Regions from separate parts of the Homo sapiens genome. Here regions 2 and 3 are each linked to region 1. The links are chromatin loops, found by intact Hi-C in ENCODE. Cell type or tissue: Caco-2. All regions are shown on one strand. Each heading gives the region's core, and the rest is flanking DNA. Links, peaks and the distances in the headings are about the cores only.

Region 1 (6,062 bases), core at 1,725-4,224:
AAATGCAGGAGCGAGTATTTAACCTGTTGGAATGAAACAACTTCAGGGTGCAACATTTCTTAAATCTCTCTCTGAGAATACAGGTTCTGAATGACATAATTTAAATATCTTCCCTGTGTGACCTTTGAGTTAATATAGTCTTTTAAAAAATTCTATAAAATTGCTTTCTTAAATGCATACATTTTGGTCAAAATCAAAAAAGTATTTTTTTAAAAGTGAATGTATATGCAGGTCATTTGGAGTAATTATTTTAAGCAGCTTTTAAGATGTCAATCCTAATTTGACCTTTCACATATCTTGATATTTATAGTTGAAAAGAAGTTTGACTTTGTTTTCTGACTGTTTTTAGCCTCCAATATTAAAGGGTTATAAATGAAAAAGCAGTAATCAGGCTGGTGATAAGTAGATAAGTGGGGAGGCAATATGCTATGGTTAAGTCTGGTATTTGAAAATGTTTCCACAATGCTTAAATGTTTAAAAAGTGTTCTTACTTTAATCCCCCATTAGAGATTGCTGGGTAGAAAGGAATAAAACAAAAGTAGTTTCAGAACAAGAAGAAGGATACAATAAATAACCTACCTTTGTGGTTCAAATAACTTAGTACACAAATAGTTTCATTTGTTACCACCTAGAGTTATGATGTTAATTACATCACAGTGGATTATATGAAATTTTACAATCTACTCTCCTCTCCCACTTCCTCTGCTAGATTCTGTGAAAATGGTCAATTCCTTCTTGGTTGAATGGTTTTCCATTCCTCCACCTTATGAGTATAGATGGTTTTATTTAAAAAATAGCAAACTTTAATTTGATTTATACATTCAGCAGTAGTTATAAACTCTAGAAGTAGAGAGGATTGCTTGCCATTTTACCCCTATTAACTGCTCTTCTACAGTTAATAAGCTTTGACATCAAGTATGTGCTAGTGAGATTTCACTCTTATACTAAAACTCCAATAGCAGCTTCCTAATTCATTGAAAAAAAAAAATCTAGAGCACTGCAATTGGCCTACTCAAAAGAAAGAATTTAATGGGCAATTAATGCTTTATTAATAAGTTTTTATGATCATTAGACATAAAGTAAAAAATTTAAGCTTTATAAGCAGGTCATGAGATAAGGACATATTATCATCTTTATTATATAGAAAAGAAAACTTAGTTTGAGTAACTCGATCAAGATTGCATAGTTGTCATGGTTAGGCCAATTAATTAAAAATAAATGGGAGTATTCTCCTGAGAGTGTATTGCTTCTGCTTATCTTCTGAAAAAGAAGAGGCTATTCATATAGCACAATTCTCCAGAAACTTAAATTAATTTTCCCAATATATTTCCATAGGAAAAGTATTATTGCTGGTAAAAATGGAGAAAGATGAAAGTTATATTAAATTCAAGTAAGAGTTAGATCTAACTGATGAGGTCCAATGGGGTGGGATTCATAGTGGAACTCTGTCACTAAGTAGATCCAAAACATTCAAATGCTGAAGCAGCAAGTGATGTTCAAGTCAGAATTAATTGAATGACTAGTATCCAGATAGCCTTACATAGCATTTGTTTTTAGATGACAATATGTTTTTTTCAGTCGTTTGCTCACATTAAAGTGTATGAAGTAAAATGTATTCAGTCCTTGACTTCTGATTACTTATTAATGCAAGACGTGCTCGTGTATCCATCCTCTATACCTCGTGTGAGTTTTGGCCATTGAGATCTAGTTTAGTGGTGCTGTGGATTTGCTGACCTAGAGAAGAATGTCTATATTATGTAGCTATAGAGAGTTAAATTGGCCAGTACCAGGGAGTGAACCCCAGGCTAGCACCCCAGTTCCCCACCCCTTGCCAGAACTTCTTTCTAAGAAGCTATTGAGGAAGGAAGAACTAGATACAGTTTGGGACAAGGCAGAGAAGAGATGCTTGCTTGTAATCAATCACAAATTAGAACTGTGATGTGATTTTCAGCTGTGATGTGATTCAGTTGCAAATATGAATGGGAAAATAACCCATTCTTTTACGTCGAAGACGGTGTAGATAGCTTCTGCATCGATTATGATCATTTCACTTATTATTACCTACCTTTGTGGTCTTTCCACTTTGTATTGATTGTTTATATTGACATCTCAACAGGAAATTATTTTTGCAATGAACTGTACCATTTATGTTTTTTGTTGTAAATAGTGTAGCGTATTATAGCCTTAAGCAATTGCTTTAAATAGTACTTTAGAATATCAGAAGTATTGCTTTAAATAGTACTTGAGAATATATAACTAAATCTTTGCATCAAAACTGAGTGTTTTATTGCTTTGAAAATGAGAGGTAAGGAATTGTAATTTTTCTGACATTCGGATGTGTTAGCTAATGAGTTGCAAGATAATGGGACATATAGTCATTAATTAGTGATGAGCTGTGACTGGCACCAACATCACTGGATTTTAATCAAAACCTGGAAAGGGAAGTAGTGTAAAAATAAAATTGTTAAGAGACATACCTTTCAGATTTATTTTATTCCATTGCTACTTTTTTTAATGAATAAGTGTGGCAAGATTATCAGCAGTGAAAAGCAAGCACTGAAAATTCCTATCAGATAGCACTTGAAAATGCATGATCCATAGAAAATTATAATTCATGATTATGTGGGGGAAAAAAAGGAAATCCAAACATATTTGGAGAATCATTCTTCAAACCACATAAAAGCGTTTCTAGCCATTACTTTTGAATGATTTATGTGCACCCCCTTGTGGCTATTTATTAGAACCACTTGAAATAGCAAAAGAAAGTGACAGGAAACTTAATTGCCTGACTTAAATAACCTACCCACAGTAAAATGCATGGTAAATGCTATATTGTAAAGTATTACCAAATATCAGATTTGCTTTTCTTCTACTGAAAATAAGTGAAATCACCAGTAATTGTTTTTTACTTTAAATGTAAACCAATATCTATAAAAATAAGTTGTTCAAAGCCAAGGTTTAGGTAATGGCTAGTAATTATAAGTTAATTGTTTCTTAATTACCATAATAAGGTATCTTCAATAATTTATCTTATCAATATTTAGGGAGAGTCTTAAAATTGATTTTGTATTTTTTCTAAAGCATCTTAGTAAAGTCATGCAAAGTTGCACATTCCACAGATACTGTGGGATCCTGAATCTCCTGAACTCTGACTTGATTTTTCCCCCAAGTATTACCCTTTTGGAAGGAATTTCATCAAGCCTGTTTTGTGAATCCGGATGAAAGAGTTCCATATGAGCAAAAATTGCATTTCTCTACATTTATTTTTTAACTTTGCAAGGTTTGTCACCATCGTTGTACTCTAATTCACATTTTAAATAAGGGTTTCCTACCCTTTATATGACATTTTCCTTTCTTATGCAGTAGCAACAGTAACTCTTTTAATCCTACCAAAATTTTAACACCTTCTTGACTTCACACTTGGATTGCTTTAGAATTGGAGAGTTTAATCCATATGAGTGACCACTGTGTAGGGATAAAAGTCATGTATTCCCAGGGGGAATGTATAAAGATGAGGCTCACAAGCAGCCAAATTGGTTTGTAAATCCACTTAGTGCCCTTTGAGTGCTGGCATTTTCCATTTTGATCTCTTGAATTTAAATTTACATATTGTGAACAGCAGCCACTGACTGCACACAAAAGTGATAACATTTTTCAGAGGTAGAGCCAGGCATTTGTTATAATGGTTTATGGAAAAATGTAGGGTTATCTACTACTGCTAGGCCTCTGGATAAGTTCTGTTATTAATCTGGATTTCAATTTCTAGCTTTGAATAACTACATTTTAAATCATTTGGGGGAAACTATAAGACTGCTTAGGACAGTTATGAATACAGAGTAGACATTCAATTAATTCTTTGAGGAAGTTAACATTTTTTGAGAGCCTTCCATGTGCCAAATCTATGCTAGTGATTTTTTTCAAAATAATTTATTTTGCTTTTAATTTTTTATAAAAACCTTAAGAAGTACAGGGATGAAACACTGTGTGTTGTCAGTTTTGGCACTTAGATTCAAATGAAGCTGAATCTGTCTTCAACATTCATGTTTTTAATACATTCCAGATCATTTTTTATATGTTTGACTTCATTACCCATAAAATATTGACTTTGATCTCTATATTGTGAAGACCTTAATGTAGTATTTGACGCATTAGAAACACTCAAGAAATCATTTCTGTTCTTCTTTATCACAGTGTTGGATGTTTTCACACCCTTCTTTTTTTTCTGTTTAATACCTTTGCCACTTATTTATTTCTTCCTTCGGTTTAACATTAATAGAACGGGAGAAGAAGAAAAAAAAATTAAAGCAAATCCCAAAACAAAGGAAAAATAACCCAAGAAATGTGGAAGAAATAGAGATAGGAAATTATACTTAGGCCACAGGGTGGCTGTTAATTATTCTGTTTTGTTATATCATCTGGCTTTTGCTTTATTCTGAGGTCATATGTATGTAACAGTGAGAGAAGGGGTAGATGTAAACCATTGGATGTGAATGTGAGTGCCAAGGTCTTAGGATATGACATCAGCCCATCTACTCCCTTTCACAATCCTTTCCTTCCCAATAAAAAACATCCATTCATATTTATTAGTTCTGCCAATGTGAGATGGGATTTCTGACATAATATTTCTTTGAGTCTTTCCATGACATCAGATGTAACTGGACCAAAGTGAAATTAATCATTGCCTTTGTTCTTTTTCTACCATGCATACTCCCTACCTCATTTGCCCCAATTCTGATACGTTACTAAAGTTCCAGTGGCTGAGGCCAAAACCTTAGTTTTTCCATTGATTCCTCTCTCTTTCTCCCTCTACGCAATTTGTCATTGAGTCCCTTTGTGTCTTCCATAGAACTGTCTCTGGAATTCCTGCTATGCATCTGTCAATACTACAGAAACCCGTCCTCGTTCCTTATCACTTCAGATTTGAATTTCTCTCCCAGCCATTTAGCTGGCTTTAAATACATTAGCTCATGCTTGTGAAGGACTTATTGCAATTTCCAGCATAAAGTAAACATTCAATAAATAGTAGGCTTTATTGTTGCTATTACTCCAAGTTACACTAAAGTACTTATGATACTGTCTTTCCCCTTATGCAAACTTAACTTTAAAGGTGAAGTCAGCTATGTGTCGCATCTGTACAATCTGGATAGGGGTGTGTGTGTGTGTGTGTGTGTGTGTGTGTGTGTGTGTTTATGTAATTAGGGTTTTAATGAGGGCATAGAGGTTTTAGAGAGAGAATTAAAAGTGAGCTATTTTACTACTATTTCCAATAATCTCTGCGCAGTAGGACGCCTGCACAGTCTATCTGGAGGTATGTCTGTCTGAGCTCAGAAATGGGGATTAGGTGATGGATGCCAGTGGTATCTCCAGTTGGCCCTCATTGTCTGAGACAAGATTTTTTGAGTATTAGTCCACTTTCTATGCTTTCACAGCATAGGATTTTGGTCTTCTTTTCAAGATCTGTCATTCTCATTTTTCTGCAAATCGAGGATTAACAGGATCATGGATGGTGGTGTCAACACTCTAGTTTTTATTTTTGTATATTATCTGTGTGCATTTGTGTATTATGGACTTTAAGAAATTAAACTTGACTAGAGATAAACCAGTTTGATGAAAATAAGGAAAGTGACACTTTTATTGAAATGCACATATTTTGATATAATTTCAAACTTACAAAAAGGTTAGAAAAATAGTACATGGAACACTTGTATACCTTTTAACCTATTTTAAAGTAGGATAATATATTTTAAAAATAAGAGTTTTTCTCTCTTTATCCTGGCATTTGCTATTCATGTAATAGATTATGTTCAGTTGTCATAGTGGTAGAACAAATTACAAATTTTGTAAACTGGGCCTCCTCTTTATTTTAATGCTTTCTAAAGGCTGTTTTTTAAATCAACATTCCCCTCCAGAATAATGGTATCCTTAGAAATTTCTGTCTGCTTCATTCAGTTGCTTGTCTTCATATCTTGCACTCCCATTGTAGTAGTCTTACAGATCAATATTAAAAGATTTATTTGTTTTAAAGTTTAAGTAAATCTCAATGTGGAATTTGGGGCTAAAAT
Region 2 (2,500 bases), core at 1-2,500, 100 kb before region 1:
CAAGCAATTCTCCTGCCTCACCCTCCCGAGTAGCTGGGATTACAGGTGCCTGCCACCATGCCCAGCTAATTTTGGTATTTTTAATAGAGATGGGGTTTCACCAGGTTGGCCAGGCTGGTCTGGAACTCCTGGCCTCAGATGATCCACCCACCTTGGCCTCCCAAAGTGCTGGGATTACAGGCAGGAGCCACTGCACCCAGCCCAACAGGTACCTTTTTTTCATCTGCAGAAATGTTGATGTTCCAACCAGAGAGGAATTGTGACTGTGCCTCTCGTGCAAGCCTGAACCTGGAGGGTGCTCCACCTCTGGGGATGTAGTCAACCTGCAGTGATCCAGAAAGGTTATCTATAGGTGCACCCACACCAAGCTCCAGTGAGAGAAGCCCCAGTTATTTCACAGTCATGGATGAGGGGTAAAAGAAGTTCCCTTTTCCAAGGCCCTTCATGAGCACCAGGGCTGCCTGCCTGTTGGGGTATTGTTGCAGACTATCCTAGCTGAGCCCAGCGCTGCAACTGTGCCACTGCTGAAACTTCTCACCAGTGGTAAGATCTGGGACTCAAGGCTTGCCATCTGGATTCTTTTGTACTACTGGCTGTTCCCTTAATGTGGGGCACTCCCTCTTCCCTAGGGGTAGGAGTCCCTGAGAGCCAGACTACTGTGACTACTGTTGTTCCTCTTGGTCTAGCCACCCAGTGAGTCTGCCGTAATTCAGGCTGGTGCTGGGTAATGTCTGCAAGGAATCCAGTGATGTAACCTGTCCTCAACCCTCTCAGCAGTGGGTACCAGCCAGCACCCATTCTGATGGGGGCGTGACATACACTCTGAGATTTCTTGGTTATAAGTAGTCTTAGTTTGTTGGCTTTCTCAAATTCTGGTTGTAATAGTAATGAACTTGTCCTGTGGACAGACTTAGGACCTTCTGGTTAGCCAGGGTGGTGCAGGCTATAGTGATAGCTCATGCACAAGTTTTCTCCTTCCTGGGTGCAGTGTTATTGTACCTGTGGATGCTGTAATGGTCTGTGTTGGTTGGCTTCCAGCCAGAAGGTGATGCTCGCAAGAGAATGCCAGCTGCCACAATAGTGATGGGATTTGTGCTTGCTTTATGTTACCCAGGGGATGTACTCTGGTTTCCAGATGATGATTGGGGCCGTAGGGCTCCCAGAAGTTCTGTCCCTTGTGTTAAGTTACCAGGGCAGGTTGAGGGGCAAAGCCAGGTGGGAGCTGGGTCAGGCAGGCCCTTGCTCTGGTTCTCTGTGTACAGGGCAAGCAGAGGCCCCTGTGGGGGTGAGGGGACTGGTTCTCTGGCCGCTGGGGTGATGTTCCAGGAAGGAGTGTAGCTTCTGCTGCACAGAAGAGTTCGCTCAGGGAGTGGGGAGTAACAGGCAGCAGGAAGCCTCACCCAGCTCCCATGCACTTGATAAGGCAGGTCTCTCACCTGCAGTGTTCACTAGCAGCAGCTAGCTGAATTCCAGGCCGTCTTTGCTCAATACTGCCCCAGGCCGTCATTCTTTTCCTTGGAGACAGGAACTGGCTTTCAGGCAATGCCACTCCTCATCTGCCCACAAAGCTGGGGTGCCCATCTCCTGTGCCTGTGGCTGGAGCAATTTCAAGGAAAGTGCTTCCCACTCAACCCCTGGTTCTGGCCAAGGGAGTTTGTCCCCACTTGAGATTATATTATGAATTTCATTTGAGAGCTTCTTTCAACCTGCTGCCACTGCCTGAGTTAGTTGGCAGATTTCTGTGAGGTCCCCTGTCAGTTAGAATCAGGAATGGTTTCCCTCCGCCTGTGCTGGAGACTGGAAGTGCGTGCAAGGCTCTTCTTGCTGCTGTTCCTACTTTTACATGCCCCACCGCTTGCTATATCAGTTCCCACACTGGATAGGATTAAGGCCTCCCTCTGTAGGCTGGATTGCCAGCTTTCCCGGTGGTAATGTGTATCCTGGAGGCAGTCTCTTCCTCTCTCACACTCTGGAGACTTACAGTTTTTCCACCTGGCTCTCAGTGTAGGCTGCAGCCTGCAGCTTCTTTCAAAGAGTCTTTGGTTTCTTCCCATTTTCCTGTTAAGTTCCTGCATTGCTCCATGGAAAAAAGTGAACAGTGTGAATTTCAACTCAATATTTTGTCTTTCCAAGTGGCAGAGGCTGCCTCTAATCTGCTATTTTGGCCACATGGCCCCAGAAGATTATTTAAATTGTAAATCTTTAACTTTAATTCCCATTAGTGCTACTTATAACTACATGATAAAATGGGTTTAAATTAAATTTAGACTGGTTAATATGGGAGATGTTAAAAAAAAATCTTTCTCACCGAATTGGTAAGATTCCCCTTAACTATAGTGGTTTTATCTGTATGGATGAATACAGTTTTTACCATTCATTGTAAACATGAACACTGCTAGATTGTGGAGGAACATTAAAGAAATCTTTCTCAATTTGGAATTAAGGCCCTGAGCAATGACCTAGAAATCAGACATACTTGAAATATTTAGTAGGGAAATGA
Region 3 (2,500 bases), core at 1-2,500, 230 kb before region 1:
TAATTTGCACCACCCTTCCCTTAACGCACCAAAACTCATTGCTTCAAAAGGTGGGAACCCTGGCCGGGTGTGGTAGCTCATGCTTGTAATCTCAGCACTTTGGGAGGCTGAGGCAGGCGGATCATGAGGTCAGGAGTTCGAGACCAGCCTGGCCAACATGGTGAAACCCCATCTGTACTAAAAATACAAAAATCAGCTGTGTGTGGTGGTGGGTGCCTGTAATCCCAGATACTTGGGAGGCTGAGGCAGGAGAATTGCTTGAACCTGGAAGGTGGAGGTTGCAGTGAGCCAAGATTGTGCCACTGCACTCCAGCCTGGGTGACAGAGAGATTCCATCTCAAAAAAAAATAAAATAAAATAAAATAAAAAAATAAAGAAACAAAAAGGTGGGAACCCTGGGGCAACCATATTTACAGGTCAGGTGTAGGAAAATCTGTAAAATATTTTTAATATGATCTCATTACGTAAGTTTTGGAAATGAGCTACTGAACAAAGTTAAACAGATTTCTTCAACTTAGAAAAAATTTAAGATTCATATACATTGTAAATTTCTAAGACAGGGATATAGTATGCAGCATTTCCCAAATTCATTTGATAAAGAAAATATTTTTCAAGGATCACCTTGTGGAATTAATTTTCTATGGAATAAATTTCTTTTGAAGACACTGAGTTACTCAAGAGAACCAAAATAATATTGTGACCGGAGAGAGAAGGGAGAAGAATTTTTCCAATGAAAAGAATAGCTTGTTCTTGGTGGTCTCCATGTGTCTCAAAAACCCAAAATTATTTCTGTTAGAGAAGGTAAACTGGCATTAATTAAACAGATCATCTGAACATAATCATGTGCTATTTATGACAATGTTAAGGGCTTTTGGTAACTTCATTATTGATTTTTCTGCCATGAGCACTTAATGATTGAGTAGGCTATTCCTTAGGGCTTCAATAGTAACTTCACAGATTGAATATGTTAATAGAACTGTAAAAGTGATTAGTTTAATCCTGTTGAGCGATTCGTGCAATGGGAAAACCTGAAAGAAGGCAGCTCTGTAAGGGATTAGACTCTCTATTATCTGCTTTACAGATTACCTTCCCAGAGCTAAGAGCACTGTTTAACATTCATCTTCTCTTACTTTCTCACTTGCTTTTTCTTACTGTTATCCACAACCCAATAGGCACTAGATGGAGAGACATTCGGTTGCTATTATAACAGATTTTTATTTTAATATCTGTAACTATTCTATTATCCTACTGACATTCAAATTAATCTACACAACTCCAAAAAGTGGTCAAACATGAAGAACCTGAGGCAACACAGATTGACTTTTGGTAGTGTGGTCATGATGTCCCCAAAGTCAAAGTTTGGATTGAATTTTCACTGGAGCCACATCTTTGCTATTCCACTGGGTGTCCCCTTCACTCCAAGGTAAAGCACCAGAGCCATAGCTCTGTCTTCTTTGCCTCTCAGCTCCCTTGGATGACTCAGATGGACATGACGTCTGGGTGCCTACCTCTGACCCAGCCTGTCCCCAGTGGGTTGCCATGGAGAGAATAAGCTGACTATAGGCCCAACTTCACCAAAAAAGAGCATTTTGAACAGTGCTTCACAGCCTGCCAGAGACAAGGGAAAACAGAATAAACACTTTTTAGTATGCAAGACATTCCTTGCAAAAATATTAAATTTTTTTTAACCATCTTCTGCTACTCTATGGCTGGGCATGTAAAAAAGTTAACAGATGATCTCATGGCTTGTACACAGATAACATAAGTATGGCATATATAATATACATTATAAGCCATAAAAAGTTTATAAATATAAGCATGGCTATGCAAATGTTATACAGATGTGTATATTTAAATATCTATTTCTTTTTGAATTTACAGATTTCTAGCTGAATGACAATGTTCCATTAAAAAAGAAGGAAGCTTGTCTACTCAGAACACAAAGAGAGCCCTGGCAATGGGTGTTACCAAACTCAAATGCAATCTAGACAATCTACCTTGTCATATATGAATTCCTATAATATTTTTCAAAAGTAGGGTGATATTATCATGACAATAAAGTATAAATTCATTTAAAAGAATTACTGATACCACAGTATCTTTGTGTTTATTATGCAATTTTTAAATCAAAATGCTAAAAGTGCAACTGTTTTCTGGAGAATCCATGAAATGTTCTGACATGAGAAGGAAGGTTATAAAATAATGAAATTAAAGGTGTTACAATTTTCTTCTTTTCACTTGTCTTCATTTTCTAATTTTTCTAAAATAAGCATATGATACTATTATAATAAGGAAAAAATGTTTTACTCAAAAAATTTGGAAGCCATTACAATAGGTATCAGGACTCAGGTAATTAAATAGGGTAGGTGCAGGGATATTTGGTTTGAAGGTGTTCCAAGCAGATGACCCAGCCCAGAAAACAAATCACCAAGATTTGGGGAATAGGCAAATTTGAGAGAAATTTTTAAGGGAAGGGAAAACTTAGCAAGTGGAAAACTGA

The links. Hi-C counts contacts between places; a loop is a spot of excess contacts. Peaks named below come from ENCODE experiments on the same cell type or tissue, not always from the same donor. Only the 100,000 strongest peaks of a DNase experiment are listed, where the experiment ranks them.
Region 2: a loop joins it to region 1, with 3 times the contacts of the local background. A loop is called at or near these places in 2 of 110 quality-filtered maps.
Region 3: it touches region 1 in a loop (11-fold over the local background); 5 of 110 quality-filtered maps call a loop at or near these places.

The regions. Positions count from the first base shown.
Region 1 is chr11:100,852,938-100,858,999 of GRCh38, forward strand. The region is part of intron 3 of ARHGAP42 (Rho GTPase activating protein 42); the gene reads left to right. Among named protein-coding and RNA genes, the nearest start is that of SNORD13I, 78 kb to the right of the region's middle. In Caco-2, for the core only: a CTCF peak has its summit at 2,703 (motif pointing left); no DNase peak of the experiment used is centred there.
Region 2 is chr11:100,751,878-100,754,377 of GRCh38, forward strand. The region is part of intron 1 of ARHGAP42 (Rho GTPase activating protein 42); the gene reads left to right. Among named protein-coding and RNA genes, the nearest start is that of ARHGAP42-AS1, 65 kb to the left of the region's middle. In Caco-2, for the core only: no CTCF peak of the experiment used is centred there; a DNase peak (open chromatin) is centred at 1,454.
Region 3 is chr11:100,628,433-100,630,932 of GRCh38, forward strand. No RefSeq gene overlaps it. Among named protein-coding and RNA genes, the nearest start is that of ARHGAP42, 58 kb to the right of the region's middle. In Caco-2, for the core only: no CTCF peak of the experiment used is centred there; a DNase peak (open chromatin) is centred at 1,481.